4 separate regions of the Homo sapiens genome follow, and all the other regions are linked to region 4. The links are chromatin loops, found by intact Hi-C in ENCODE. Cell type or tissue: dorsolateral prefrontal cortex. All regions are shown on one strand. Each heading gives the region's core, and the rest is flanking DNA. Links, peaks and the distances in the headings are about the cores only.

The links. A loop is a pair of places that touch in the nucleus more often than their neighbours do. Peaks named below come from ENCODE experiments on the same cell type or tissue, not always from the same donor. Only the 100,000 strongest peaks of a DNase experiment are listed, where the experiment ranks them.
Region 1: it touches region 4 in a loop (3-fold over the local background); 5 of 110 quality-filtered maps call a loop at or near these places.
Region 2: it touches region 4 in a loop (6-fold over the local background); 12 of 110 quality-filtered maps call a loop at or near these places.
Region 3: a loop joins it to region 4, with 5 times the contacts of the local background. A loop is called at or near these places in 17 of 110 quality-filtered maps.

What each region holds. Positions count from the first base shown.
Region 1 is chr15:28,911,527-28,919,280 of GRCh38, reverse strand. All of the region lies in intron 1 of APBA2 (amyloid beta precursor protein binding family A member 2), which reads right to left. Among named protein-coding and RNA genes, the nearest start is that of APBA2, 29 kb to the right of the region's middle. RefSeq lists enhancers at 1-473, 641-1,163 and a silencer at 681-975. In dorsolateral prefrontal cortex, for the core only: no CTCF peak of the experiment used is centred there; a DNase peak (open chromatin) is centred at 4,460; H3K27ac peaks cover 3,646 bases.
Region 2 is chr15:28,990,354-28,998,107 of GRCh38, reverse strand. APBA2 (amyloid beta precursor protein binding family A member 2) reads right to left here. Exons shown (of 15, transcript NM_001353788.2): 3 at 2,302-2,355. Among named protein-coding and RNA genes, the nearest start is that of APBA2, 110 kb to the right of the region's middle. RefSeq lists enhancers at 6,193-6,692, 6,693-7,194. In dorsolateral prefrontal cortex, for the core only: no CTCF peak of the experiment used is centred there; DNase peaks (open chromatin) are centred at 2,733, 3,180 and 4,527; H3K4me3 peaks cover 1,208 bases; H3K27ac peaks cover 5,000 bases.
Region 3 is chr15:28,982,179-28,989,932 of GRCh38, reverse strand. The region is part of intron 2 of APBA2 (amyloid beta precursor protein binding family A member 2); the gene reads right to left. Among named protein-coding and RNA genes, the nearest start is that of APBA2, 100 kb to the right of the region's middle. In dorsolateral prefrontal cortex, for the core only: a CTCF peak has its summit at 4,690; a DNase peak (open chromatin) is centred at 4,722; H3K4me3 peaks cover 923 bases; H3K27ac peaks cover 5,000 bases.
Region 4 is chr15:29,087,408-29,095,161 of GRCh38, reverse strand. It overlaps APBA2 (amyloid beta precursor protein binding family A member 2), which reads right to left. Exons shown (of 15, transcript NM_001353788.2): 7 at 1,942-2,087; 8 at 849-884. Among named protein-coding and RNA genes, the nearest start is that of NSMCE3, 180 kb to the left of the region's middle. RefSeq lists an enhancer at 7,327-7,754. In dorsolateral prefrontal cortex, for the core only: CTCF peaks have their summits at 4,238, 4,442 (motif pointing right) and 5,292 (motif pointing right); a DNase peak (open chromatin) is centred at 4,456; H3K4me3 peaks cover 1,143 bases; H3K27ac peaks cover 5,000 bases.

The sequences.
Region 1 (7,754 bases), core at 1,747-6,746, 180 kb after region 4:
CAGGGCGTGTGTGGCATCCTGCCTCCTTCCCTTGACTCGGCCTCTCCCCCTGCCCACCCAGGTAAAAGGTTCGCAAGGAAGTGCAGAACACTCCAGCAACTCTCAGATAATCCCCACAACCGGCCGGGCGCAGTGGCTCACGCCTGTAATCCCAACATTTTGGGAGGCCTAGGTGGGCGGATCACGAGGTCAGGAGATTGAGACCATCTTTGCTAACATGGTGAAACCTCGTTTCTACTAAAAAACGCAAAAAATTAGCCGGGCGTGGTGGCGGGCGCCTGTAGTCCCAGCTACTCCGGAGGCTGAGGCAGGAGAATGGCGTGAACCCTGGAGGCGGAGCTTGCAGTGAGCCAAGATAGCGCCACTGCACTCCAGCCTGGGAGACAGAGCGCGACTCCGTCTACAAAAAAAAAAAAATAATAATCCCCACAATTAACTGGCAAGCGGCCCTGCCCAGCCTCGCAGTGAGTGGGCGGGACAGGAACGTTCGCTCGGTGATGTGGGCAACAACCCCAAGCAGGACGCCAAGCGACCGGTCGCCCGCTCTCCAGCTGCCATGGCGACACCAGGCCCAGCAGTAGCCTCTGCAGCCCCCTCCAACCGGGATCCTGCATAGGCCCCGCTGCAACCACCCCCAGCCCCACCCCCACCCCCAACCCCACCACACCCACACGCATCAGGCACTCCTTTAAAATACATCCCGCCCGAGTGTTCCCACAATGACGCGGACGCCAGGGGGCGACCAAAGGGAAGGCTGGTGGAGAAGAGCACCGGGATTCCTCCTTGCAGTGGGGGAAGCCATCTGCTTCACCTCTCCCACCTGGGAGTCCTGCTTCCTCCAAGGACAGGGACTCGGGGCCTGGAGGGGGCGTTGCGCATCAAGGCTGCTCCTGTGTCCCTCTCCCTTCAGGAGTGAGCCACGCCTCCTTTCATGAGTTCTCCCTGTGTGCCAGTTGGCCAGGTGGCCATTCCAAAATAAAGAAGGGGCTTGGCTGCCGAGGGCAGTGGCCTGGGTTGAGACCCGGCTCTGTCACTGACCGGCTCCGTGGCGCCAGGAACGCTTCTGCACCTCCCTGTGCCTTTTCCCTCACCCACGGAGACCGCAGGCAACGCTGCAAAACTCAAAGCAGACCACCTCAGCCTGCAGGCCTTCCCTTCCCGCCGAGCCTATGCCTCCCAAGTGCTCAGCAAACACTCGCGGTGATTCTTATCCCTATCTGGGCAGAATCCTCGGGGACCGACTGGGGGCAGCTTCCTTGCCCCACAGTGGCATCTAAGCAGCAGGCAGCTGAGCTGGGGTAGGCAGGTGAAAGGAGCAAGGGAGGCTGCTGAGACCAGAAAGGAGCAGAATGGGGCGGGGGCAGGATGCAGTGAGTGCTGCTCCCCAGAGACCAGCTGGCCCCCAGTACCCCTGCCCCACGCCACAGTAAGCCGGGGTGCAAAAGGATGTGACAAAAAGTTCTCCTCAAAACAAGAGTCAGCTAATAAGACAAAAAGCAACTAACGATCTACTAAAACAAAGACATGGTAGCTGAGTCATTCCCCATTTGTCAAAACTCATAAAATATACAACATGAAGAGTGAACCCCAATATGTTTTAACTATGGGCTCCAGTTAATAATAATACTGCCCCATCAATGGTAACGAATGTACCACACCAATGTAAGATGTTAATAATGAGGAAACAGGGGAAATGGGGTGAGGGTGTACAGGAGAACTCCCTAAACTTTCTGCTCAATTTCTCCATAAACCTAAAACTGCTGAAAAAAAAATTAAATCTATTAATTTTTTAATATGGTGGTTGATTCATTCAAAAGGCTAAATGTGAGAATGGGATACCATTAAACGGCCAATGGGTAAAGGGAAGATGGGGCTACAGGATTCTCCCAGAATGCAGTGCAAGCCGGACCCTAGGAAGGAGCCCTGGAGGGGAGCAGGTTTCTCCTGAAGCTGGTGAGGGCCATCAGGCTCTGGGTACCATCTCAACCCCCCTCATCACAGTCCCTCTCTCTCCAAATTGAGGAGTGTTCATGAGAATTCTCAGGATTTTAGTTATTTACCGTCTTTCCCCAGTACTGCTTTCCTGGGGGTTTGGAGGGAGGGCAGGGAGGATGGAAACAGGAAAGGAAACGTTAGTAACCATGCCACCCTTTGCCCGGGTCCCTGGCTTCTCCCAGGCTGCCACATTTCCCACCTCATGGCCTCAGAGAGTCCCCCTCTCTCTATTCAGCTGTTGGCAGAGAATTGCTTTTTTGCTAGCTTTCCCTTTTTTTGAGAAGTGTATTTCTTTAGAATGAAGCCTTTCAGAAAGGCAATTCAGCATTCTCTATCGAAAATTTAAATAGGCATATCCTTGTGCCCAAAAATTCCATTTCCAGGAGGACTCACATGTATAAAAAATGATGTCTGAAGATTTTCATTGCCGCAATCTTTTAAAAAACTGGAAACCTAAGTACCCATAAATAAGAGAATGGTTAAATAAATGACGACAGAGTTCACGTGCTGGAAGAGTCAACGGCGTTTTTAAAGAGGCAGGGCAACGCGCACTACAGTGAGGGATCTTACAGGCCTGTTTTTGAGGGAAAATGGTAAGTGAGCTACAGCGAGCACACGTGTGTAGATCCCAGTTACAGGTCCGTCAAGATGGCTAGAGAATACACACACTGCCCAGCCCATACACACGTGCAAAGGCACACAGAAAGGGGAAACCCCTCAAAGGCTTGTCAGCCATGTCCTCTGGGGAGGGGAGCGGGGAGAGAGGTGGGAGAGGGAGACAGGTGGGAGCAGAGGGGGCCTGGACATTTTACTTTATTAAAGATATGTGTACTGGTTGAGTGTTTCACCAAAATGCATCTAATATTCAGCAGCAATATAATCAAACCCACCTGTGTGCCTTTGAAGGTCTCCTCTTCTAGCTGGGGAGATGTCGGCACTGAGACAAAACGACCTGTGGGGAAGGGTAGACTGCAAGGGGAGGAAGCAGGACTTCCCAAACGGGCCGCCACTCTGGGCATCAGGAGAGGTGGCGAACAGGCTGGTCTCCCCCAGGAAGGCACCCACGGGAGCAGAGGAGCCAGCCTCCCACAAGACCAGGACGTAAGCACGCCCCAGGGCACAGCCAGAGACACCCAAAACACAGGAGGCGGTGCTGACCCAAAGGAGGGCAGGACCAGGGAATGTGCCGGCCAGGACAGCCGGGGGTGCGCAGGCGGGGGCAGTATTAATTTGGGGAAAACAATCATTCAGTTTCATTCGATGAGTAGTTTACGTGCAAATGTGTGTGGCGGGGGTGTGTGCTGTGTGCGTCAGATACAGAGTATGTGATGTGGTGGGTAGTGAGTGTGTGGTGTGTATGTGGTAACTGTGTAGTATGGTGTGGGTGTGTGGTGCATGTGTGTATGGTGGGGGGTGTCCTGGAGGGTGTGGTGTGTGGTGTGTGCTATGTATGGTGTGTGGTATGTGGTGTGTGTGATGTGAATGTGTTGTGTGTGTGGTGTGTGTGTGGAGTGTAATGTAGTGTGGAAGAGTTGAGTGTGTGTGTTTTGTGTGCATGGTGTAGTGTGTGTGGTATATGGTATGTATGGGGTGTGTGGTGTGTATGGGATGTGCATGGTGTGTGTATATATGCTATTGTGTGGTATGTGTATAGTGTGTGTGGTGTGTATAAGATGTCTGTGTGGAATGCGGTGTGTGGTATGGGTGCTGTGATATGTATATAGAGTATGGTGTGATGTGTGTATGGTGTCTATGGGGTGTGTGTGGTGTGTGGTATGTATGGAGGGGTGTGGTGTGTATGGGGTGTGTATGTATGGTATTATGTGGTGTGTGTGGTATGTATACGGTGTGTATGGTATGTGTGTGGTGTGTATAGGGTGAATGTGTGGTGTGTGAGGTGGGCATGGTGTGTGTGAGGTGTGTGTGGTATGTGTGGCATGTGTTTGGTGTGTATGGGATATGTGTATGGTGTGTGGTGTGTGGTGTATATGGGGTATGTGTGTGGTGTGTGGTGTGTATGGGCTATGTGTGTGGTGTGTGGTATATATGGGGTATGTGTGGTATGTGGTGTGTATGCGCTATGTGTGTGGTGTGTGGTATATATGGGGTATGTATGTGGTGTGTGGTGTGTATGGGTATGTGTGTGGTATATATGGGTTAAGTGTGTGGTGTGTGTGAGGTGGGTATGGTATGTTTGTGGTGTGTGGTGTATATGGGGTATGTGTGTGGTGTGTGTGAGGTAGGCATGGTATGTGTGTGGTGTGTGTGGTGTGTGTGAGGTGGGTATGATATGTGTGTGGCGTGTATGGGGTATGCGTGTGGTGTGTGTGAGGTGGGCATGGTATGTGTGTGGTGTGTATTATGCACACACATGCACACCTGTGCACTGCAGATAACAGGCAGGCCGGCAGCCCGGGACACACAGCGATGACGACCTCAGCCAAGGCCAGGCTCAGTTGGCGAGTGGCCAGGCCCCCATCAGCTCAGAACCCTGAATGCACGAAGAGTCCAGGAGGAAAGAACGAGCTGTGTCCCCATCTCCACCCAAAGCAGCTCTCACAAAGGGGCTGATCAGGGTCGTGCAGCCCAGGAATCCTGGGGAAGATATTTTCTGTAACTTTTCCTGGGCAGGGGAGGTCCGGGGTGCGCGGGCAGGACCAGTCCCTTATGGGCTGTGCAGCTGAGCGGGGCAGCAGGACCCGGGACATGCACTGCACGGGAGGAGGAGCAGCTTGTAGCACAGCCACCTGAGCTGCAATCTGGGTGGAATATCCAGCCGCACTCTCAGGCCCCATGGGCGTCACAGAAGAACAAAGGCACTCCAAAAGGAAGCCATGTGCAAGATGGCCCCAAACCCCCAGCCATCCTTCAAACTTCTGCAATTCTGAATCCTTCATAGATGAAGGTCAAATAGACAGTATTTTTGTATATACAGATCTTCTTCCAAAACCTGCTTTCCCTTCAAAAGTCACCTAATACCATTATGCTCTCATACACCAGGCTCGGAGGTGAGCTGCTTCCCCAAGGTCTACACCGCAAAGCAGCCCCTGTGAGGGCCCCTGGGATGAGCAGGGGGAGCCTGACCACTCCCCTCTCCTCTCTCAACTGCAGCACCAATGGAAAGTGCAAGGAGAACATTTCTGACCCTTCCATTAGGAAACATGTTCGCAGAATTAAAAAGCAAATAAGTCATTTTCAGACTAGACACAATAGAAGACTAAAATATTTTTTAAAAACCCAATGTTTCACCTCAAGGACTTCCACTTGGAGGGAGAAATAGCCTGCAGTTGGCATAATTATCCAGGGCCCCAGTGTTCCTAGAGGGGTGTGCGTGAGTGTACCCCACTGGCCCGCAGCCTGTCACTGCAGCCCAGGACAGGAGGCTCTAGGGAGGGGCCGAAGCTACTCACTGACCCAGATGTCAGACCAGAGCAAGGACTATTCATGAAATAGAATCTACCAAACTGGCTTCAAAGTCACCGAATACAATGAAAGAAACTCGGTGACTGTAAGCTACAACTAGTAGAATTTTTTTTAATTTAAATAAGTGCTAACGTTCTAAAGACGGTGAGACCCACAAGTGGGGGCTCCCCTTGTCTCATGTGCTGCTATGGCACCAACCCCTAAGCCAGCACCAGCACATCCTGGGGCACCGCCAAGGATTTCCTGAATCCATTCAGACACTGCTGTGGAAAGACTGGAGGTCAGCAGACTGTCCCTTTCTACCTCCTGGTGGTGGACTACAGGAAGTAGACAGGCACAGATCCCAGGACAGCTTCCCAGGGAGTGGCTTGCAAACCTGGGCCCAGAGGATTGAAGTCAGAGACCCTAGGATCCTGGGGGAAGGGACAGGAGGTAGTACTGTGGCCTGACAGGTCCCGGAGCTGGAACAAGGCGGCAGGTGCAGTGGTGGGCACGGGCCACTGCTGAGCAGCCTGGTGGTCGCAGCAAGGTGTGAAAGGGCACCAGGCCTCCAGATGCTGCCCCGCCTGCTCCTCGAGCTACTGTGAGGACAAACCCAGCTGACAGATGGGAAGGCCCTGGTGTCACACACAATCAGCAAGGATCCCTGTATCAGGAGGGGTGGCACATGCTTTCACCTCAGCTACTGAGCAGCCTGACCCAAGCCAACCCCTTTTGGCCCAGAAGTTTTTGCACTCAATCCTTGCCCATCTGCGACGGACACAAACTGTAGTGCAGACACATGCTGCTTTATATACGACAAAACGCAATGGTCCCTGTCCCAGATAGTGCAGATGCGTGAAAATAACTAGAATACTAGAATGCAAGCTCCTTGGAGCAACAAAGCCCTCTGGCTCGCCCACCGCAGTGCCTAGCACACAGCAGGTATTCAACAGGTATTTGCTGAATGATGAATGAATGGATCAATGGATGTCTTTAGAACCTTTTCCTTATAAACATTTAAATGTGTGCTTTCAAAGTGAATATACAAACAAGGTACTCAAGGTATCTGCAAGTAAAACACCTAGGGAAAAAGAACAAAATAATCAAAATCAGGAGACATTAGGGTCCTCCTCTGACATCTCTGCAGCCTGGAGGATTGCTCAATAACAGTAGTGGGGTGCCTGCCAGAAATGAGGCCAGCTCCTCTCCTGCCTCCAGGGAACCTGAAGAGTAAAGAACAGACACAACCTCTGGAGGGTGCTGGGCTATGTCCCCAGGCCTAAGCTGTAACATCCTGTAACAACCAGGCAGCCATCAGGACTCCCCAGCCTGAACCGCGCTCACCCTGATGCTCCAGGAGATAAGTAGCCAACAGCTAGAGCTTGGGGCTTTTATGAGCTCCTTGCCTTAGCAATGCTGTCTGGGACTGGATGTGGTACCCAAATACAAGATCCAGTCCTGATCATCTCCCTTGCATATTCTAAAACTCCTCCTCAGTGAGGCCACAGTTTCTACATTTCAGATTTCAAAGCACAAAAGGATAGATCTTTGAATAACCCACATGTCCTAATCCATAGTATATTCCCAGAAACACAAAGTCTCTCCTCTGGCCCTTCCTTGAAATGGCCTGACTCTTACATGTCACAAAATGGATGGGAAGTAGCATCTCCATGACCCAAAATATGAAAACTGGAAACACTTCCTGGCCTTCCAAATAGCAATAAAAATTATTTAATATAATTTCATATTAAGCCCATTTAATAGAAGTCAAAATATCTCAAGCACGTATGCTATTAGAGGGAACTGATATGAAACTAAAAATTCAAACAGATACAGCAACATAAATAAAAATGAAAAAGTGAAAAAAAATCACTTCATTGCTATATAGGATTTCCGAAGATGATGCTCTTGAAATCGCTTTTAAAACAATATGTTCCAACTTCCCACTAATCCAAATTACTCTAGTGACGTCTGGCTTCAGCAGCTCACTGCAAATATGCAGCCTCATTATTTTACTTGGAATGGTAATAGCGAGGAAGCATCTATTTCCATCCCTCCATCACTAAAGCTAACATAAACCTATAATCTGCACTGAAACTGTTCCACTTCTGATTAGAATCAGAAACACTTCCAGATGGGCTCAGCACAGCCAAGGGGGGACTGTCCTACAAGGCCACGGTGTAGGGGTGGCAAAGGAATCATGGCAGCAACTACCTTTTGTTTTTTAAAATGTGAAACATTTCTGAATGGCTTAAGCAACATCTATTTAATTTAAAAGCTCTATTGAGATGAACAAAGAAAAAGAACACATGCTCAGCTCCAGAGACATGTAAATGAGATTGGGGGACAAAAGG
Region 2 (7,754 bases), core at 913-5,912, 96 kb after region 4:
GGGATTAGTATTCTGAAGCTACAGAATGATTCCATTCGCAGCAGAAAAATAAATAAACCCCGGCCCTTTCTTCTCTTTACAGATCTCCTCACAGAGACTCATTCTGGCATAATTGGCATTTAAAAATATCCATCTCCTTGCCGCCTTTCTCTCTGAGAAGGAATATGCTTTTCTGCTGGGAAGCTGCAGAGAATTGTGATGAGTATATTCACTTACATGATAGGCCTATTACACTGCAGATGGGTGAGAGCAATTGGGAAGAGAGCCCAGCACCTTCTCTATTGCAATTGATTTTGATCGTCTAATAGTATTTCAGGATACATAAAAATTCCAGTAGGTCTTTTCTAGACTCAGAAGAAAAAAATACCTTATACCTTACAGGCATAAATAGAACCACCCTATGACTCTAACAGAATGTAATGACACCCCAGGTTCCATAAGGAAAACGTCAAGAAGCCAATTTCACCGTGGACAGTCCCTAGAGGGTGGATGGGCTGAGGCAGCTGCTTAACCCTGGGCTCCCAGAAGACTGGAATTTTATGGAATCATGAGCTGTGTCTCCATAAGTAACATCTCCCTTCATAAGCTGTCCTTACTGCTGGTGATAATCAAAATCTCCAGCATTTTCAGAGCTGAGAGTGGATGATGTATCTAATGTCATTACGGCTGAAGTATGTTTACAACCCTAAGTAGAAAGTTAAATAGAGCAGAAAAGGCCTGTTGAGAGCACAAAAGTACATTCACAAACTTTGAAAACTGACAACTGAGAAAAATTTCAGTAAACACTCCAGCTTATGTCCAAACCCATTAATAATCACGCAGCTCTTCTACGTTTCACCCTGTTTCATGGACGAGGGCTGATTGTCCTGCATCTCTTAAATGCCTTGTGAATGTGCTCCCTCCACGGAGAGCCACCGTGTAATTCATCCAGGACATTTGTGACAAGAATGCTCCCCAACTGGATGCAAGGGAATTCCTGCCTCATCAGCAGAACAGGGATGGTGAGTGGTTACCACAATGTGGGAAAGATGCAGGGCAGAAAGTGAAATCAATAAAGCTGCCTTGCTTTACAAATAATGGCTTTTTGGGTGGCTTCAAATAGCCACACTTGTGGCCTTGTGCTGCCCTGGAAGAAAAACTGTGATTCTGAACCTGAGTCTTGACACTCCAGAATCCCGTCCTCACCCCTGCTGGTCTTCATCCGTCCCCTCACAACTGGCACAGAGATTCCACACTGGGACACACAAAGTGTTCCTTGCCTTGGTCAGGCAGGGGGGGTGTTCCCAAGGCCACCGCTGCCTTGCATGTAACACTCTGAACTGCCTCCCTGTCCAAGCTTACCACATGCTCCTTCCCAAGAATACATAAGAACCCCCAGAATCCATCAGAAGCTCAGGCCTGCTCTGGGCATCAGGACATGAAGACCATCCCTGGCTCTGCTTCTTTAACTCCAGCAACAATGCCCTCTGCTCCTCGTTCTCCAAACACGCCCCACCCTGTACACCAGTTTCCCTACAAAGCCGCTGCCTTGTGTGTCTCCAGCCACAGAAGAAGACAGCCAATTCATCTGCAGTGCAGAACCTGTCCCTTGCAAGTCTCCCCTGTGTGGAACACTCGGCTGGCACCAGGGCTCTGTTCCTACCAGTCCTACAGGGCAAGGGCAAGCCAGATGCTGACCATGGGGCAGTGTCTTCAGGGCTGCAATACTGCTCCATGCACAGGGAGGGAGGATGGACCACGCTCCATCCCTGGCAAGATGAGGAGGCCTCTTTTTATCAAAGTTAGATTTCTTCTGCTCAGCTTCCTGGTATCTCACAATGGCTGGTCCCTTCTCAAAGTAGACCAGCCACTGCCCACACTGGAGAGTGAAAGGTTCGAGTGCTACCTATTATTGCCGATATACATGTGTCTACTTTCGCTGTAACTAGGAACCTAGGTAGGGGTTACACAAATCAATGACTGAGTCTGGTGAGGACCATGGTTTACAGAAACACCAGTATAATGAGGAGAGGACAGATGGGGAGTGCGTGTCTTGCTGTGTTGTCATTGGGTGGTGGGCAGGTCGGTTCCGGGCAAGGTAAGTGCCAGAAGCGTCCCCAGTGTCCATCCACTCCTTGGCTGTGACTCAAACCCCAGCTTCAAACTCCCCAAGCTCACACACACAGGATCCCAGAAAACAAAGAGCCACGGCAGTTGCCAGCTCTGCCTGCAATGTAGCATTTTCCCTCCAGTGAAACGGTCCGCTCCCCACATGGCAAAAGCAAAACCTCATTCCATGCAACGCTGCCTTGTATTTCTTACCTAAAATGAGTGGTTTGGTAATGTCCCGAAAAATCTCCTGGTGATCAAATCTTTCTGGAATAAAGCAGAAGAAAACAGAGAAAATTACTTTCACTTCAGCAATGATACAGGTGCGCACATAGAGCTCCTTCAAGTATAAAAATGTAAATATGAGGCTTTGAATCACCTGTAAAAGTGGACAGATTATAATTCTAATGAGATAATCAGAAATTACCCTAAACAAATAATTAAAATGTTTCTTTAGCCATTCATCGCATAATTATTGCCTTAAGAACAATGTGTTGGGCAAATAAAGAGATGGCTTATGTACCATTCTGAAAGGAGAGACTCTCTGCATTTTAATGAGGCTCCTCAAAGCCCTCATGAATATGTATTTTCCCACAACAAAGCTTGACCCCACGGGTTTGCAGAGCTGGTGCTTCACGACACTTTCAGACTGCGGAGGGTGTGCATATGGGGGTGGGCGGGGAGAGGACTGCGATGAAAGTGAAGAGAGGAAGGAGGACCACCTCTCCTTTCCAATGCCCAGGGTCTCAGCCCACCTTCTCCTGGGCAAGATGGTTTCATGAAAAGAATGAGAAAGAGGCCACCAGGTCTCAGACTTCCCTGAATAGAGGAAGCTCTGCACAGGAAGGCTGAAGAGGAAGCTACTGCCAGCAGGCTCGGGGGTTTCAAGGCCAGGCCCTTGGGTTGGATCAGGAATTCAGGGCAAGGGCATTAGAAGGCTACGGGCAGGAAGCTGGGGTGGAACAGGAGGAGGGGTGTTCAATTGTCTGCAACATCACATCTGAATTCTGCCTCTCCCTCCATGTTGGCTACAGACAAAGTTACAAAGGGCTTTCTGTGTTCCTTTCAAAAAGGATAGTAATACAGCCTCCTCCCGGGGGCATCAGCTGTTGAGCCGGGCCAGGCTGCGAGCCCTTCACGAATGGCTGCGCTGCTGGACAGGGCACCTGCAATCTGGTCCTGGGGTCTGCAGTCGTAGGGAAGAGCCCCATTCACTGGGGAAGGAAACAGGACACAGGCAACACAGTGGCTTCGACTTCATCACAAAGGTTTAGTCTACTCAGCGTCTTCACTTCTCTAAGAAAGCGGCCAGTTGCTCTCACTTCCTAGGTAGACACCCCTAGCAGAGGGTTATAATTACGAAATTTCCTCCACCCAAAATGGCCCAGGGAAGATACTTCTGGTCCCCATGTAAAGGAGATGACCCAACGTCTCTGAGGAGGCTAAAGATGTTTCCATGTTGAACAAGCTACCCGTTAAGGGAGCTGCAGAGCCGTAACCTGCTTGCCTCTGCTCAGGGGAAACTGGCTGTTTGCACCGTTGTTCCATTTCTTTCCCAGGCTATGGTGCTTCTGTGGCTTTTCACGGCCTGTTCTGTGAAGCAACATGGTGCTTCACAGATCCTGGCCCTTTGCAAGGAGGCCTCTTTATCACACCCAAAGTGAGCACCACACAAAAAGCATGTCAATCACACACACGCTTTCCGCAGTGGAGTCAGCATGGGCTGCTTGCTTCCTGTGTGAACGTCAGAAAATCCCTTCACACCATCTCTGTCAGTTTCATCGTGTATAAAACTGGCCAATAACTACTTCAAAGGTGGCTGGGAAGGTGAATTGCAAGGGAACCTCTAGAATGTTGCCTGGAATCACATTAGCATCAAATAGTATTCCCTTCTTCACTCCTAAGCTCGCCATCTGCGGTCCTCCAAAAATAAGTAATTTCTGGGTGAGTTCATGAACTAAAGGTTAGTCCAGCAGCAAGAATCCTCCACTGGGAGTCCAGCAATGCGGCCTCAGTTCCTCACTCTGTTACAGGTTGGCTCTGTGACCCCAAGTGGATCAGTGAGAAAGTCAGGCCTGCCAGCCCCTGTCCTCTCCAGGCACCCTAAACTCCGGCTCTGGGCAGCTGTCACTTGACCAAGCCCTGCAGTCCAGCTTTTCCCACTTGCTCCTGGCCCAGAAGCGCCTCAGGAAACCCGGAGCCTGTCTCAGGACTGTTTCCCAGCCCTAGGAGACCTGCCCATCGCCCACCGCCTCCTTCCCAGAGTCTGCGAGTCTCCAGAAAGCCCAGAGCTCATCCATGTGCATCCCCCAGAAGCCCCACAGGCTTCACACTGACTTCCGACAAAGGCACAGAATCATCACACCGCCCAGGAGCAATAGCAGCACTGCACCTTATGTAAGGCCTTTCCATAAGAGGAAGCAGGCCCATGTCTTCACTCCATTTAGAACGGGTTTTGAGTGTCTATTTATAGGCATCACACACCCAGCCTTTGCGGAGGGTGGAGGAATCAGGCCTCTGGGCCCCTGTCCACCACCCTCATTTGCATTCTTTTCATGTTTCTTTTCTCTCATTTCCCAGCAGCATTTTCGCTCAAAAGCCAGGTCACCTACCACTTGGACCCAGCACCACTTTTCATTTTCTGCAGAGAAAAATATTCATTTTCGTTTCCATGCAGGAGTGTCCTGTCCTTGCCCTCTCCAGGGCCCCTGGCTAGCATTCACTAAAGCACGGCTGTGTGATTCGAGTGACCTATGTCTCCTGGACAGAGGGCTCCCCTGAAAGTCATGCCCAGCAAGGTCACGAGAGCCGGGAAGTCCCTGGGGGCAGCTGACTCTGAGTCGTAAGTGAGCCAGGCATATTTGGGGGGCGGGCTCCATCCCAGCAGGCAGAAGGAACACAGAGGATCAGACATGGCTTGGAAACCCTAGGCTTTTCCCACTGCCTGGCCATTCCTGCATCTGCCAAGCACATCACTCCATCCTCTTCCTGCCCCTCCAGGGGCAGTGAGGACCAGGCCACTTCCCCAGTCCCCCTCGGCTGTTTGTGATCAGACAGAAAGGCTGGGACCTGCTCTTTTCTCACCATTTTTGGAACAATTAAATCCTTCTCAATCTTCAGGCCGTAAATTAAGTACACAGGTCTCCCCATGATATCAAAACACTCTGCTCTCCAAGTGTAGCCATTCACAGGTCTTTATTTTTGTTTGGAGGATTGGGAGCTGGTTTATTCTGCAGCCCTGCAGCCCAGAGGGACACACAAATACAAGGCCAAAGAGTCTCAGGGGCTCCCTTCTTCTCCAGGGTGCAGGGCCTTCCTGAGCCCCCAGCCCTGGGAGCCAGTCCAGAAGGAGAGGCAGGCCTTGCCTAGACTAGCCCAGAATCCACAGCAGAACTCAGCCACAGAGAACACGTCCAGTACACAGCCTCAGCTGCCTGACTTCAAACACCACGCACGAGGTTTGCTTCTCTCATGAATATTTTGCTGAGGCTGTCGGCATTTAGTTTCAGGACTAATTAATTTTCTCACAGGATACCACTTCAACTGCCATCATAGGCTCTGTATTATTCTACGTGCAAATTTCTGGCAGTAAATTGGACTTGTGATCTAACCAAGCCTTTGAAATGCCATGCTTCCAGGGACTCTGGAATGAGCAGAAATGCTAAATATTCCTTAAAGAAGACGATTCATACATTTCCTGATTACCTTTGATTATTATGTCACAGGAGTTGGTGAGGGGGTCCAAGATCCAGAAGCGATCCTCAGGGACCCAAGGTGACCCAAATGGCTGGGGAGGGAGCCCGAGACAGGAAGCCGCTTAGGCTAAGAGAAACTTGACGGAACCCCAATAGGGCAGCTCATGTGAGCGTCCCCTCCAAAGCAGGGGACACCAGCCCTGGAGCCAGAAAGGCACATGAGTGGAAGAATGGGTGAAGGAACCCATCTCCCTAAGCATTTTCTTAGCAAAGCTAAGGCAACACTCACAACATCACAGACTCCCAGACCTGGAAGCTGTCCCGGGAAGGCACAATCACACTCCTTCCTCTAGCTGGCCCCAGAGCTATGGCTGCATTTCCCAGAGTGAAATGGGCAACGCTGCACTTGCTAAGGGGCTGGCACTCGGCACACAGGTTTGGGAAACTCTGGTGCACTGTGCCTGGGTTGTAGAGCAAGTGGAATCTGGTGAACAATAATAACCCGAAGGCAGTGACATACTTGTTGACAGGAGGCTCTGGCCACACTGAGCAGAGGCCCTGGGATGGGTTGGAAGGGGTCTGTGCTGAGCACCATGGTCAGCAGGATGGGGGAGGCATCAGGGTGCATCAAAGACAGAGCGTCGCCCCAGTGCCAGCTCGACCTGGCTCCTCCTGGTACCAGCCTAATGGCTGCAGCCCATACTGAAAGGCAGGTATCCCCCAGACTGATCAGCGCCATCTCATGAGGGAAAGCTTGTAATGGGGGTTCACACTCACATGGCCTTCGTGGGCTGGCTGGGCTGCCAGTGAACTCACCTGCAAGGGGCGGCCTCACAGTGGGGCCGGGCAGCTGGCAGAGCTCAACACCTGGCACAAGGTGAGCTCCGGCACAAGGTGAGCTCCGGCACAAGGACGCCTCCTGCGGCCCGGCCCTGTAGCTCAGCCAAGCTGCCGCAAGAGCAAGAGGGATGCAGTGAGATGGCGGTGTCCCCACAGCTGTGGCTGGAATCCCAGAACACCCAGGATGGGACTGGGGACATGGGGGATGGATGCGCCCCCAGACCAGGAGAGACGTTTTTACTGTGGGGCTTAGGGAGTTGTCTGTTGCTTCCTGATGGGACACACAGAGATGGTGCTGAGACAGGCAGAGGAGGGCCCTTGGGGTGGATACCAAAGTGCTCTTTACAAGTAAAATGTTTAAATTCTGAATAACTGAGTCCCTAGGCTGGCTGCAATGTAAAGGACTCCAATGCCATAACTCTTATTTATAAACACGAGCATGTATTATTTTTCTCCTGGGCAAGAAGCTGAGCCTTTAGAATAGAAAGCTCAAACCTCAAGACTCTCATTTGTGCAAATGTTTTGAGAACAAACTGGATTAAAAGTTAAGTCTTCAAGAGTCTAACTTCCAGAAACAATTGTTTTGTTTGGGAAGGTGGCCTGTAAACACGGCATTAAAATTACTTAGTAATAATGTACAAATTGCTATCATGAAAATGGTCACAGAGCTCTGTTCTTGGAAACTTACCTTGAAGTCTAGTACTGACGGGCCACATGTGATGAGTAACATTCTGCCCCCATGTCCTCACTTTTTATTCCAGATTTGAATTGGGAGACTCTTCATGGGTGATTAGTTCACCCACTGGGGACCAATTCTTTCAAGGAGACCACAGGGCTCACAAAGCCAAAGGCAGAGTTGGGAGTGCAGATATAGAGTATCTCAGCCTGTTTCCAGACTCACAGATGTTATCTAAAACCAAACTGGCTTTTAGAGCTCAGAAATTTGCCCTCAGGACAAATGTTCAATATATCTGACTTTATCGCTTTTTACACATTTGCTTTTATGTAAAGTTATCTGAGGCTCACTTAAATAAACCCAGGAGCTCCTTGCAGTGGGGCTGAGCTGACTTGTTCTTTTTTTTTTTTTTTTTTAAGACGGAGTTTCCGTTGCCCAGGCTGGAGTGCAGCTCA
Region 3 (7,754 bases), core at 1,756-6,755, 110 kb after region 4:
AATCAGGGAACAGTGTGACACTGAGGTATTAAGAACTGGAACTTGGTGCCAAGACAGCCCACGTCCCAGGATGGACCCTGATGCCCACTGCAGGCCAGGATGAAGGGGAAGAGAAGGTCTGCAGGCAGCTTAGCCACGTCTACGTCTGACCCCAGGGAGTGCGGAGACAAGCAGAGGGTGTACACAGCCCGCCAAGGCCGCCTCTGCTGGCTTGCCTCCTCGTCATTGTTCTCTCCTAAGCAAATGAGGCTTCTATTTTTGCTGTGAGGAGCCTGATGCCTTCCAATTCCCAGGCACCCCCTGGAGCGGGGATGGGATTTCGTTTTCCGTTCAGGCAGCTCAGGGATGGAAGCAGGGCCACCCAGGAGACCGGGAGCCAGAGTGAAGCAGCATCTGCCAATCTTCTCAGACACATCTGAGCTCCAGCTCTGGCCATGGTGACGCCTGTGCATACAGCCCCGTGTGGCCACACAGGGCCCAGCACACTAGGTTGCATTAGTCTATCTTGTGCTTACTATGACAGGCACTAACTGATTCACAGATACGAACCTGCGCATCCTCCCAGGCCCACCGTGGGGAGCCATCATCCCATTTTGCAGATGAGGACACTGAGGCATACACAGACTAAGCCTAAGGCCACACAGGAAGTGTTGAAGCTGGGATTTAACCCTGGCAATGTGGCCCCAGAATCCACACTCTTAGCTTCTACATTATGTTAGAAGGAAGAAAAGAAAAAAGATATTTATGGTACATAAACTCAACAACGGATCAGATTGATCAATAAGAAAACAGAAAAAAAGGTGCAAAAGATATGGCCAGTCATTCACAGAATACCAAATATATGAAAAAATATATATGTGAAAATAGATACATGGAAAGATGTTAGCCTCACTGGCACGCAGGGAAATGCAAATTAATACCTCATGTAGACAGCACTTTCACGCATTAGACAAAAATGTAAAATGTCTGACAACACCAAGTGCTGTCAAGAAAAAGGAGAAGAGGAAACTCATACGCTGTCAGTGGGACCACTCATGAGGACACCCACACACTTTGGAATAAAATTTAGCTGTTTCTAGTACGTTTGAAGATTACTGTACTCTCTCCCATAGCAATTCCAATCCTTGCTAAATATACTGACAAATCCAGCTCACGTTCACAGAGAGACACATACCTGAGTACTCAAGACAACCTTGTTTGTAGCAGCAAGTCACAGGAACCCAACTAAGCATCCATCAATGGAGAACGACAAATAGTCTTATGTTTGTACAATGCAATACCACACAGCAGTGAAAATGCATGAAATACAGCCACCTGTTTTCACATGGATGAATCTCACAAACATAATGTTAAGCAAAAAAGGCACACTGGATGGGCGCGGTGGCTCAGGCCTGCAATCCTAGCATTTTGGGAGGCCAAGGTAGGCGGATCACTTGAGGCCAGGAGTTCGAGACCAGCCTGGCCAACATGGCGAAACCTCGTCTCTACCAAAAATACAAAAATTAGCTGTGTGCAGTGGCGGGCGCCTGTAATCCCAGCTACTCGGGAAGCTGAGGTAGGAGAATCGCTTGAACCCAGGAGGTGGAGCTTGCCGTGAGCCGAGATCACGCCACTGCACTCCAGCCTGGGCAACAGAGCAAGACTCCATCTCAAAAAAAAAAAAAGGCACACTACAGAAAAAAATACAAGGTGATATCATTTACATAACGCTTACAGACAAAATGCAGAACTAACAGGGATAGAAATACTTATACATGTACTAGGCCATAAACAAGGATCAAACTTCAACAGTAGTTACCTCTGTGTGAAAGACAAGATGCAACTGGGGAGGGGCTCTAGCTGCAATGGTGTTATGATGCTTTAAAATACATCCACAGGCTGGGCATGGTGGCTCATGCCTGTAATCCCAGCACTTTGGGAGGCTGAGGCGGGCAGACCACTTGAGGTCAGGAATTCGAGACCAGCCTGGCCAACATAGTGAAACCCTGCCTTATTAAAAATACCCAAATTAGCCAGGTGTGGTGGTGTGTGCCTGTAAATTCCAGCTACTTGGGAGGCTGAGGCAGAAGAATCACTTGAACCTGGCAGGCGGAGGTTGCGGTGAGCTGAGATCACATCACTGCACTCCAGCCTGGGTGACAGAGTGGTGAGACTCCATCTCAAAAAAAAAAAAAAAAGAATATATATATATATATATATATATCTCTCTCCACATATTCTTTGACACTCCCTTCAAAGAGTGGAACCTAATTCCTTTCTCTTTGAGTGTGGCCTGAATTTAGTGACTTGCTTCTAGTGAACAGACATAAGCAGAAATGACAGTGTATGACTAATGAGACCAGGTCATAAAAGGCACAGCGGCTTCCTCTCTACTCTCTCTATACTCTCTCTTGAATCACTGAGGCTGGGGGAATCCGCCTGCCATGTTGTGAGGACACTCAAGCAGCTCTGTGGAAAGGTCTATATGGCAAAGAACTGAGCCCTCTTGCCAGCCAACAGCCAGGTGAAGTCGATCTTGGACGTGGATCCTCCTGCCCCAGTCAAGCCTTCAGGTGCCCCAGCTCACATCTTTCCCCTCCACTAGAACCACCCAGCTCAGCTGCTTCCATATTCCTGGCCCACAGACTATGTGTGAGATAATAAATGTTTACTGTTTTATACCACTAAGTGTTGGCATAATATGTTACACAGAAATAGGTAACCAATATGGTAGTATTCTCTACCTTTAGCAGCTTGTGGATACCTAGCTGTTCATCACATTATTCTTGTTACATTTTTGTATGCTGCTACAGACTGAATGTTTGTGCCTGCCCTTCTCCAAATTCACATGTTAAAACCTAATGCCCAAAGTGATGCTATTAGACAGTGGGCCTTTGGGAGGTGATTAATGGGATTTGTGCCTTTGTAAAAGAGACTCCAGAGAACTCTCCTGAGCCTTCCACCAAGTGAGGATGTAGTGAGAAGATGGCCTTCTATGAACCAGGAAGCCCTCACCAGACAGCAAATCTGTTGGCGCCTTGATCTTAGACTTCCCACATCCAGAACTGTGAGAAATAAATGTCTGTTGTTTGTAAACCACCTAGTTTATGGTATTTTGTTACAGTAACCTAAACAGACTAAAATATATGCCAATTGTTTCCAAAGACTAACATAAAAATAAGAAGGGGACCAGGAGCAGTAGCTCATGCCTGTAATCCGAACACTCTGGGAGGCCAAGGCAGGCAGATCACCTGAGGTCAGGAGTTCAAGACCAGCCTGGCCAACATGGTGAAACCCCGTCTCTACTAAAAATACAAAAATTAGCCAGGCGTGGTGGCACACACCTGTAATCCCAGCTACTAGGGAGGCAGAGGTGACAGTGAGCCAAGATCATACCACTGCACTTCAGCTTGGACAACAGAGGGAAACTCTCAAAAAAAATTTTTTTAATAATTAAAATTTTAAAAAGAAAAGCAGAGTGGCCAACAGTAGTGACCTGCTAAGTACAGGCTGAGAAGTGGCGCTCCTTCTTACGGAACAGGCTGAGTGTTCCTACGAAACAGGCATCCACTGCAACACTCAAGAGTGCTGGATGACAGGAAGTGACCAGCCAGCGCTGGCACAGGAAACGCTGTCTGTCACATTAACCAACTAGTGAGTCCTACACCTGAATGGGCTCAGCACTTTAGTTAATGTTTGCAGATGTTGGGCAGTGACAAGCAAGGACGCAGAGTGGGCACATACTTTGTCCTTTTGGGTGATCGGGGAATGGCTTCTCTCCTCCAGGAGGCAGGAAACTTTGAGAAGCCTCCTCTATGGGCTGGAGAGCCGCCGGGAATTGTAACTGGGCAGGGGAAGAGGAGGCAGAAGGATTTACTGCATTACGATATTAATTTTAATTAAGGAGACTTTTTTAGGCCAAACAAGCATATGCTTGTGCCTGAGAGGCAGGGAGGGCACCACATCCCCCAGGAGGATCTTGCTGGAATGGAGGTGTCTGGCAAGCCCAGGGCAGCCACCTGCTCCGCCGCTCCTCCCAGGTCCTGAAGCCATCAGGAAGGACTGTTCAGAAGCCAGGGTCTGGCCACCAACACATCTGTCCTTCTTTGTCTTCTATCTCTCTCCTTCCTTCAGATTCCAGAAAGCAGAAGTGCGTTTCATAGAACGAACCAGCTGAGCTGGTCAGACAGAGTCAACCGGATCCAGTTAAAGCAGCAAGAACTCGTTACATCCAGGAGACCCCATCTGTACCAGTCTCGAAGATCCGCTGTGGAACTACTGAAGACCACTTATTTTAAATCCTTTCTAAGAGCAGAAATCCAAAATCTCAACATGTGCTATTTCCCTCAATTTACTCATTCCAAGAAAAACGAAGTCCAAAATCCATTTTAATTGAAACAACCCCTTTTCTGGCCATGATCTGACAACAGACATCACCGTAACACCTAATACACACATCCCACGCATGCTTTCCTTTTTGAAAAACAGTCAGCTGAGGTGGCAGAAGCACTTAGGCCTCCTTTCAGTGCTCTCTGACCTCGGCTTGTTAGGAAAATGACCACGAAAATCTGGACCCGATGTTGTTTGTTCTCATTATTCACTGCCCTCTGGCTGGTAGACAAAAAGTGCAAAGCATGAAGGGGCGTGTGGGGTGCTGGAGCCTGATCTGAAAGCATTGTGTGCCCTGGCCCAGAACATGCTGAGCCCGTGCCCCTGCAGTGCAGCCACAGAGCACAGCAGCCGTGCTCAGCCTCAGGGCCTCCCAGAACCCCACCTCCTCCTCTTCTCCCAGCCAGTCAGAGCCTGGCTCAGACAGACACAAGCCTGAAGGGTGTGATGTCACCAAACCTTCCTGCCACAGCCACCCAAGCTCAGCCTCAGGATCCAATGTGTACAGACTGGACAGAGGTCAGCTCAACCACTGAGGCAGAGGGAGCACCAATCCAAGCCGCTCTGCATCCCAGGCAGCTCCCCCAACCTCCAGAGACGGCAGTGGTTGGCGGAGGGGGAGAGAGGGAGAGAGAGAGAGAGAGAGAGAGAGCAGCTCCCCCCAACCCCCAGAGATGGCAGTGGGGGGAGAGAGAGAGAGAGAGAGAGAGATAGAGCAGCTCCCCCAACCTCCAGAGATGGCAGTGGGAGGGGGGAGAGAGAGCGAGCAGCTCCCCCAAACTCCAGAGATGGCAGTGGGGTGGGGGGGGAGAGAGATAGAGAGACAGAGCAGCTCTCCCAACCCCCAGAGATGGCAGTGGAGGGAGAGATAGGGATAGACAGAGAGAGATATACAGCAGCTCCCCCAGCACCCAGAGATGGCAGTGGGGGACACCCAGAGAGAGACAGAGAGACCCTGCCTCTCTTCTAATGAGTGGTAACCACAGCGCGCCCCTCCACTGGTCTGAGTTGGAAACGGGACCAGGAAGGATCCTGGCACTTGAGAGGAAACCACAGCAGAGAGACTGAGTCAGGGGGCTGGAAGCTGATACTGGCTCAGAACTGGGTGGCAGTATCAGCCACCCAGTGGCTAAGCCTAGGTTCTGTGACACTAAGCCTAGGTTCTCCCAGCTGTGAAATGGGGATAATTATAGTCCCCTATAAGCCTATGTCATGGGGTTGCTACGTGGCATAAATGAGGTGCCGGCAGGTACTCAGTGGGAAACACACACCGGCTCTTGTTCTAAAGCCCTCAGAGCCCTGCCTCCGCAGCTCCCCCTGCCCTCACTCCCCCAGCATGGCCCGGCACTCAGAGTCCCGAATAATAACGCCTCGAGAGCTTGCTTTCAACCCCACTGTGAGCCCCTCCAGGGCAGGACCCTACACCCAGACTAGCCTCCCCGATCCCAGAATCCCCCACCTTGCCACCTGTGCACCCCACAGCAGTGTAACTGATCAACCGAGGGCACGCCTCACACCAAAGTGTGAGTGTCTGCACGGCCTCTGGATACCTTCAGAGAGGACACTCATTAGCCCAGAGAAAGCCAGGTTCCTGGGGCAGGGCAGGGCAGGGCAGGGCAGAGGTCTTCTAGCACCACTTATACCTCAGCAGGACTCAAGCCCAGGGGTGGGGACCACAGAGTGGCCTGGGTGCTTGGGATCACAAATCCCATTAATCTACTCCTAAAACCCTTCCCGCAGATCCCATGGCCTAACCTTCCCCAGAGGTGGGTTTCTCGGGAGAAGGCAATGTTCTGTCTTGGGCTACTAAGGAGCGTACTCCACCCAGTGGGGGAAAGGGCCCATCTGCCCACAGAGCTGACCCCAGGCCAGGTCTCTCCAACCCACTCTGACAGTGACTTGGTGGATCCTCCTACACCGCGAGGTGGGTGGGTGGGGCCCATGAGCCGACAGCGCTCCTGGAGGCCACCTTGTTCACTACATTACATGCCTTGGGAGCTTCAGCATGCCACAACCAGCCTCGAAGAGAAAAGTCAAATTTGAATTTGGGGTTTTTCCGTATGCTGGGAGAGACTCTAGAAAATAATGTATTGGCAAATGCTGAAAAGAAACACAGAATTGTCACGCATGGGCCCAAAACTGAGTATCAGAACAGGACTCTGGTGTCCTCCTTGTCAAAACCAAAGCCAATTACTCTCCCGCCACACACACACCACAAATACATATCTTTTCGTCTGGAAAATGAAGGCAAGGAAATGAATTTCATTTTCAAAATCAGGTTCTACTCAGACAAGGACCACCTTACATGACGCCTCCCCAACGTGACGGCTGACTGAAGCACCCAGGGAGACGGCGGCTGGGCTGCAGGTGTTGAGGGAAATGTTTACACCTTCCCAACCTCAGAATTCATGCAGGTGACCCAAGCCCACTGAACAAGGAAGACAGTGATGCCTCTCCAGGGTCTGCACCAGGGGATCCCCCAGCTAACTCCATCAGTGGGGACATGAGTGGGCAATAGGCAGTGACTTCCTATTTCACCAAGTTACCTTCCACCCTGACACACTTGTGGCCTCCGTAGGTGCCAGGACCTCAACCCAAATGCAAGCCTACCTTTGGTTTTAATTATGCATTTATTTCATTTCTACATAGACATCACTACAACCTGGGGTCATCATGGAAGCTGGCCCGTTATTGCGATCTCTAATTCGCCTTCTATAGAGCAGGCTGGACACCAGCCCTGTAGGCAGCCCTGCCAGGTCCCCCAAGCTTGGGAAGAACACTTGCGCTGAAGACATCATCAACGTGTCCTTGAATTGGTCATGCTGGTCCAATGCCTCTTCCTAGTCTTGCTTTGTCATGACAAATTGCTGCTTTATTTTCTTCAGGTCCATCCTTATCAACCTATTTTCCAATGACTAGACTTTAAATAGGACATGAGGACTTCTGACAATCGAATATAAATCCTCCATTGCCAAAGCAGAAATATATATCATCAGAATATCTTCCCTGAACCAGCCTTAGGATGAAGCTGATAAAATACCAGGGAGGACTGAGGGAAAGAAACTGGACCTGTGCTAACAAGGTCAAGCTGCTAGATCAAACCTTGCCTGCAACCAGGTATTCTGGACTTTCCAATGACATAAGAAAAAGTTTATGTCACCATAGGATGGGTACTTAGTTACATCAAATGTCTTAATGGATAAGGAAACAGCCCAGTGAGATAACCTGACTTTATTAGCCCAAAGGGCAACAAAATTAAAGCCTAGTGACACTGCACTAAGTCCTGCCTTGTGTCAATATGTTGGGCTGAGTTCAACATGGCTTAAAATAAACACAAAATCCTTAACTCTTTATAAGTGTGGGGGGCGGGGAAGGCCCACTTTTCC
Region 4 (7,754 bases), core at 1,712-6,711:
GCCACGGCGCCCGGCCTCAGTGTCAACCCATTTTTAAAAGTCTGCCAGTGTTTCAACACTTATTTTCTTTTTTTGTTTCTTTTTTTTTTCTTTAAGAGATAGGGTCTCACTCTGTCGCCCAGGCTGGAGTGCAGTGGTGCAAACACAGATCACTGCAGCCTCAAACTCCCAGGCTCAAGTGCTCCTCCCACTTCAGCCTCCCAGGCAGCTGGGACTTCAGGCATGTGCCATCATGACCAGCTAATTAAAAAAAAAAAAAAAGTTGTGGAGACAGGGTTCTCATTGTGTTGCCCAGGCCAATCTCAAACTCCTAGGCTCAAATGATCCTCCTGCCTCTGTCTCCCAAAGTGCTGGGATTACATGTGTGAGCCACAGCACCCAGCCCAAAAACTCATTTCCAATAAAGAAAGCACCACACGGGCAAACTGAGCTACTCACCCTCCTGACTTAGTAAATTAAGCTTAAGGAATCTTTAACTATCAGAACAATTCAGTAATACTGCACAGGAGGCCCAGACCCTACACCCACCACGTTGTCATATCAACTAAATGTCATATCAATTTAAAATGTCCACGTAAAACAGGAACATCACAGCATTATCCATACAGTACACAGGAGATGCTAAGAAAGAAGAATTAATAAATCCTTCCATAAATGGGTGGTTAAAAAAATGAAGTGTCTGTAGTTTCATTTACAAACATCTAAGATTCACCTACCAAGGGAAGAGGAAAAGCTGCTTTGCAACATTATTTAGATCCCCAGGGGAACCCCCCAGCCCCCACTGCCCAGGACAAGCCACGGAAACACAAGCAAACAACACTGTCCCAGGGCCTCAAGGCCCTACACACCGCTTTTTTCTTGATCTTAGCAGCCTTTTGCATCCTCTGACAGCATGGAAGAGAAAAGAAAAACAAGTTGGCACAGAGAGAAGGAAGGTGCGTGAGGTTATGTCACTTTGGTGGTTGATGCCCCCACTCTCAGGTCTGGTGCCTAGCAAAGCCCAGCAGGGACGGGTGGACAGCCATTGCCCACTTCAAGCACACACACTGACCAAGAGAAGCCCACACAGGTGTCCCTGGAGCGCTAGAAATGACTGCCAACCACCCCATCTATGGAGGACAGGAAAGATGCCATCAGCCGGCAGGAAGGGGAGCTGAGCTCCAGGCAGCGGAGCAAGGCAAGGGTCTGGGATGGGAGGGCCGGGCCTCTGCTGAGAGGCACTGGCCAGCAGGGCTCAGCACTGCCCTGGGTTACCTGGCTTTCTCCTGCCCACCCCGGATGGCCTCATGGTGCTTCTCTGCTTCTGTTAGAGGAGGTTGTGTATGGTGAGGGCTGGGGAGGAGGTTGCTGCCATTTCTCACCCCTGGGCTGGCGGGCCTCTGCAGATCCTGTCTTGCTCAGAGAGCTGAGACCTCAGATGGCTGCATCCCCTCCCCGCCGACCCCATTTAATTTTGCTGACGTGGCCTCATCTTCCCCTTGCCCGGCCTCACCCGATGTTCAAAACCAGACAATCCAATGAGCACTTAGAGCTACAAGCAGGTCAAAGTTTTTCTTGAGGTCCTGAATTTAAATAAAACGTGATTTATTTTTCACCCTTTCTTGAAGCACTCTGAATGGCACTAAAAATACACATACTGTTGAACTGGGATTTGGGATTGTTTGATGACTAGAATGCTTTGGAACGATGATCTTTAAAGGTCGTATTTCTGGGATTCCGTGGGCCTCTTGTTAAGGAGCTGGTTGCCTCTGCCCAGCCAGCTTTCTCCCAGCCAAGGCGCAAGCCTCCCTCAGCCTCGTTGGCACCTGGGCCGCTCCTGCCCCCTGTGCTGAGGGCTGTGCAGTCCGAGCTGGAAGAGGGCCTACGCCCCGCCATATTCCCTCCTGCTAGTGCCCCCCAAAGTGTGCGGGCATCCGCGAGGGGCCCTCGAAGCACCTCTACCTTGACCCGGCTGACGGCCTCCTGCGCTTGCATCATTCTGATGTTTTTGGAAGGGTTCCGTTCTGATAGCAGCTGGGTGGACCCCAGGTAATTGGCAGCAAAGATGATCCCGTCGATGAGGTCTTCTGGTTCGCAGGGCCCTGGAACTGAAGGAGGGCACAGAGTCAGAGTCTTCCTAGAGGAGAAGTCCCCTGAACAAAGAACTTGCATGCCTGGCCATAGCACAAGGAACACGGCAGCCAGGATGCGGGGCAAACTAGAAGGGCCCAACCATTGCCATCTGCAGCCAGCCACGGGCGGCCGGTCTGCTTCCCTCACTACCCCGTGCTGCAAGTAACTGCGCGAAATCAACACTTGGGCCAGAAAACTCTGCACAAACAGTGTCAGGAGGACAATGCCAGCATTCCAGTTGACTGTCACTCAAGATGACAATCACAGGCTGCAAATCCAGAAGGCGTCACATCCCAAACACAACAGCACTTTCCATGCCTTCCCCACAGCCCCGGAACTCATGCTGGTGACCTGAAACTGTGCCCTGGGCTTCTCCTTGGCCTGTCCTTGTGCATCTGTCCTGAGGGGCTCCTGCCTGTCTGTAGCCTCTCAGGACACCCGTGTAGCTCCTCACACCCATCACACCGCAGGCCCAGGCTTGGCAACATCATGCTTGTTCCATCTGCTGCCCCTAGACCATCGTGACCCAACAAACTTCCTGCCAGCCACAATGGAAGGTTCTATCTCTGCAGTGTCCAATACAGGATCCGCTACCCACATGTGGCTTTGAGCACTGGCACTGAGGCTCCTGCAGCTGAGGGACTGGACCCATTTCTTGTATGTAATTTTAATTAATTGAAATATAAAGAGCCACATGTTAGAGTCATATCCAACCAACCCCCAAGTCCTGTCCATGTTGCCCACAAACCAATCTTGAGTGGCTCCTATGCCAGACAATAAGGCTCCAGCTAGGGGTGGGCAAACCTTTCCTGTAAAGGGGGAGATGGTACGTGTTTTAGGCTTTGTGGTCTCTGTTGCAACTATTCACCGTTGTACCTGAGGCGTAAAGGTAGCCGTAGACAGTATGTAAAACAGGAGGTGTGGCTGTGTGCCAAGGAAACTTTATATGCAAAATCAGGGGGCCAGGAGGATTTGCGATTGGGGCTGCAGTCAGCCGACCTCTGAGCTATCCTAGACCGTGGCTTGGCTGTCCTCTCAGACCCATGTTGGCCATGTCACCTGCTTTATCCCTCCCGACTGCCCACCTCCTGGCCAGAGCCCCTTCCACTGGGGATTTTGGCCCTGGCTTCCTGGCTCCCCTCCTGCTCCAGCTGGCCCCTCCCTGAGTCCCTCCAGCATCACGGGCCCAGCCATCCTGCACTTCCCCAGCCCTCGCGCCAGCAACCTCCTGACCTCTTCCCTCCCTCAGCCAGCTGATCCCTGGTCTCACCTCTAACCCATTCTGTTGCTAAAATCATCAACTGGCCCAGCTTGGGCGCTGCCATCCACCACTTCAATAACATCCGCCCAGTATCCTCAGTTCCCTGACCCCAGTCCTGTGTATCTGCCCACAGGAGTTCAGCAAATCTCCAACCTGTTTTCTCTGGACCTGAGGCTGGAAAAAGCTGCCCAAGAGGGCAAATGAGTGCCATGATAAATGTATTATAAATTCTTGACCCCAAATGCCCCCCAAACAACCTCACAACTCTCATCTATCTCTCTGGGAAACTCAGACTCTTCCTCCATGCAAGAGTTATTCCAGACCCCTCCACTGCCTCAAACTCCTGGCTGCCCCTCCCTCACCTGCTCAGACAGACCAAGTGGGGAGCTTCGCGTTGGTGCTCAGCCCACTTGGCCCTCCTTCCTGCTTTCCTGGGCAGTAGTGGGTCTGCGTGCCCCTGGGGTCAGAGGATCACCTGTGCTCCCAGCCGTCTCTCCCCACAGGGACCCCCATCCCTCCCCTGTGCATCTAACTGAGTCCTATCAATGGGGTCCTCCCACGGCTTTTAAATATCCTCCATTCACCCCTTGCCCTGGAGCCGATAAACCTTCTCCCAGCTGGGCAGGGCTGCAGGCACCAATGTGGGGGACTGCGGGATTCAGGGGTGGCACCAGGGGAGGAACCCCTGTCCACCTGTCTCTCAGAGGGTACACCGGGATTCTCCTGTCACCAGGAGAATCAGAGGCAGCCCCACAGAGGGAACAGGACCCATCTATCCCAATGCAGTACCCCCACCATACCCTGGCGCTTCTTCAGAGTGAAGTGTGCACATCTGCCTAGCTGGGGGGCTTGGAGAGCGTGTATGACAGCCCTGGCTGCCACAGGCTCGCCAGACATGCCCTGTGCTGCCTTTTATGGCATCTGGCTGTGGGGCTGGGAAGGCTCCCAGCGCCTGAGGTAGGCCTGTTTCTACTACCTCACACCACCTTGCCGTCCCCAGTGAGCATGGCTCAACAGGCACCCCCCAGTGAAGCCCCAGTCACCCAGTGGGGCCCAATGCAGTGGCTCTCATTGACCACTAGATGGCGTCACTTTGTTCTGCAGGAAAGCTCTGGTTCTTCCAGGCGCCCCAGGTACCCCAGCCTCACAGCCCCAGCAGGTGAGCAGGGCCTTGGGCGAGTGTCCTTATGTCCCCTCTGTGGCAGGGGCTGCCTGGCACCCTGTCAGCCCCAGGCCCTGGGGAGGCTGGGAGGCCAGCCCTCCCTTTGGAATCTGACTCCTACCTTTCTAGGCACTGCCCCTTGGCTTCTCCCTCGCCAGCCCCCAGGGTGGCCCTGGTCAGTGCACCAGACCCTTCTGAGGTTCACATTTCCATGTTGACCCATGTCCTTGAGTAGATTTGGGAAAGACTGGCCTCGTCTCCCCCTGAAGTGAGCGTCAGTAGCTCTGGGGCCCATCTGGGCACAGACTGCTGTGTGTGAAGGATGCCCCATCCCAGGCAGGGGGTCACCACTGGCACCCACGGATGCCTGCTTCCGGGATGAGGCCAGTGAAGCACTCAAGGGCCTTGCTGCAACTCCAGCCACCACCCACCTCTGCCTGGGGGCCTTCCATGCCTGCCTTGCTCTTTTGTTCAGCGAGAAACAATCGAGTCCAAGGTGGCCCCAGCATCCTGCCTCCCACTCACACGCACCACGGGAGGAGAACCCAGACCCAGAGAAGAGTCCAGTGGGGGCGGCATGGTGTGGGGAGTATATCAGATTCATGGGCACAGCTCTCAACTTCCGCAGGAAACGCAGAACCCAAATCTAACAGCTTCGTTAGAAAATGAAAGCAGCTAGCCCTACATGTTTGGGTAGAAATTGCTGTTATTTTGCTCAAGTCTTGCACTGACCCTAAGCTGAGACCACCAGAGGGAGACAAAATGACAAGATAATCAAGATACAGGTTTAAAGATCTTGTCTCCCCAGAGAGTGATTTATCCTTTTCACACCGTATATCTTACTCACATAGGCATATGCACAGTGTATCTGCACAGTCTGGAGAAGAATAAGGCGCTCCAGGTTCTCCCCTGCCAGAGGAAGCCTCTGTTTGAAACACCGCTTAGGAAAACCCTAGGCCCTCTGGAGAGGGAAGGGGAGGGGAGTCCCACAGCTTCAAGCCTGAGGGTCTCCACTCCTGCCACCTTTGAAGAAAATTATCCTGAACATGGGTGGTGGACAGAGGCTTCTAAGGTGCCAGTGTGGCCCCAGGGGGTCTCATTAGCTCCAAGACCTGTCCCTGTATATCCTGGGGGTCTGGGAGGAGGTGGCTGGGTGGAGCTGGAGCACAGGTGTATGTGGGAGTGTGGGGGTGCATCCACAAGGCCCGCTGCTCTCTGCAAAGGCACGGAGTCTTGGAGTGCAGCCCTCATGCCCAACACACCAGACCTCTGTGCAACAATGGTACAGTTCCACCCAGTCCTCAACCACGCCATGAAGCAATCTCAGGGTCCCAATTTTACAAATAAGGACCATCTAAGTGGGTCACGTGGCTTTGCCCAAGTTCACTGTCATGAGTTCAGGTGCTCAGCATTTCTGAACCCACTGTATAAAGACCGGTGTTAAGACAGAAACATGGAGCTCACAGGCTACACAGTGAGGCTGACATCAGTCCCACAGCCACAGAACAAATGCATCAGGATGGGCCATGGTGAATGCTCAAAAGGGAGGCTATGGCCCTGGGAAGGAAGGGACAGGGAGGCTGCTCTGGTGAGGAATTTGGGGGTGGCTGCTGTTTAAGCTGAGGTCTGGAGGAGGAGAAGGAATCAACAAGCCATAAGGCAAAAGGAGGAGAAAGCCTCCCAGGCTGAGGCGGGAGCAGGTGCAAAGGCCCTAGGGTGCAGAGACAATGACACCTTAGAAGATCTATAGGATGTCTGGACTGCCGAGGCCTAGGGCATGGGCCAGCAGCTGAGACAAGTCGAGGGTGGGGAGGAAGCGCTGGCCAGATGTGAGGACCCTGGGGCCACGGGTGACAGGCCATAAGGACTGTCACTCCAGGGTATCCATCAGGGAAGTGGCCCAACCACTCCTTCATTAGAAATGAACTCTGGCAGAGGGGCAGGCAGCAGAGAGGAAGAAGGGAGAGCAGCTGAGAGGCTACTGTAGCCATCCCAGCACATGAGTGGTGATGATGGTACGGACAGGGTGACAACGGAAATGGAGAGACAGCAACAGATGGGGATTTAGGGGTCCATCAACAGGACGGAAAGGTGGACTGGAGTCTGAGAGAAGATGAGGACGCTAGACAATGGTTGCAGAGCTCGATGGACAGACCTGCCCCTCACTGAGAAAGGGTGCCTGGAAGAGGACTGAGCTTGGGTTGGGGATTCCAGGCAAGTTTAGTGGCAGGAGCCTGGATGCTCAGTAGGCGGCTGGACTCGGGAGTCCCGGTTAGAAAAACAGATTTGGGAATGAACCATCTGCAGGTGCCAAGTGAAGCTGCAGGCATGGATGAGTCTGCAAGGAAGGTCATGGGCAAGGGGGCAGGATGAAGCCCCAGGACTCTGCTCTGCTAAGTACCAAGAAAAGAAGGGGCTTAGAAAGGGAGGCCTGCCCATCTACACCCATGCTAGCAGGAGGCCAACTACAAGGAGACCTCGTGTATTGGGCACAGTGTCAAGGAAGTCAGTCGTGACCTCAAAGAGCTGTTTCAGAGGAACCGGGGCAGGAGCCAGAGAGGGGGCTGAGAGGTGCAGGGGAGGTGCAGACAATGAGGCTGCCACTCCCAGATTCCGGCTGTGAAAGAAAAGGGGCAGGTAGAGCGGGGTGGTGTGGATAGATGCAGGGTGGGACAGACGTGGTCAAAAGCCAGTGGAGGGGCGAGCAAAAGGGACAGGAGACAAACGACATCAGATCGTGTGAGGTTCCAAAGTGCAGACGGGACCTGGCCTCAACTGGGAGGAGGGGCTGCAGCTCTAATGGGGCAGGACAGGACTGGGAGGAGGCGAGCCACCAGATCAGCAGGAGAGCCTGCCCCCTGAAGTGCCCCCTAGGTCTGGAGTGGGGAAAGGAGGCAGGAGTGGGTGAGTATCAGAGTCGTGTAACTGGCGTCTCAAGTGAGACCTTCTGCTGCAGAGCTAAGGCGTGGCCTCCAGGCCCGACTCTCCAGTACTGCCAGGGCCTGTGCCTTGAGATGCCCCCACTGAAGGTGACCCTATAATATGGCTGATACGAAAGAGAAGACACCATCTGAAAATCACACCTATGGGACATTCACCAGGGAGTGGCCACACCTGGGCCTGCAGCACAGGCTTTGTCACTGATAAAAGGGATTTGGGGGTTCCACAGTGTTGAACTTTAGACACCCAATGAGCAAGATTAAGTCACTGGATGCTGGG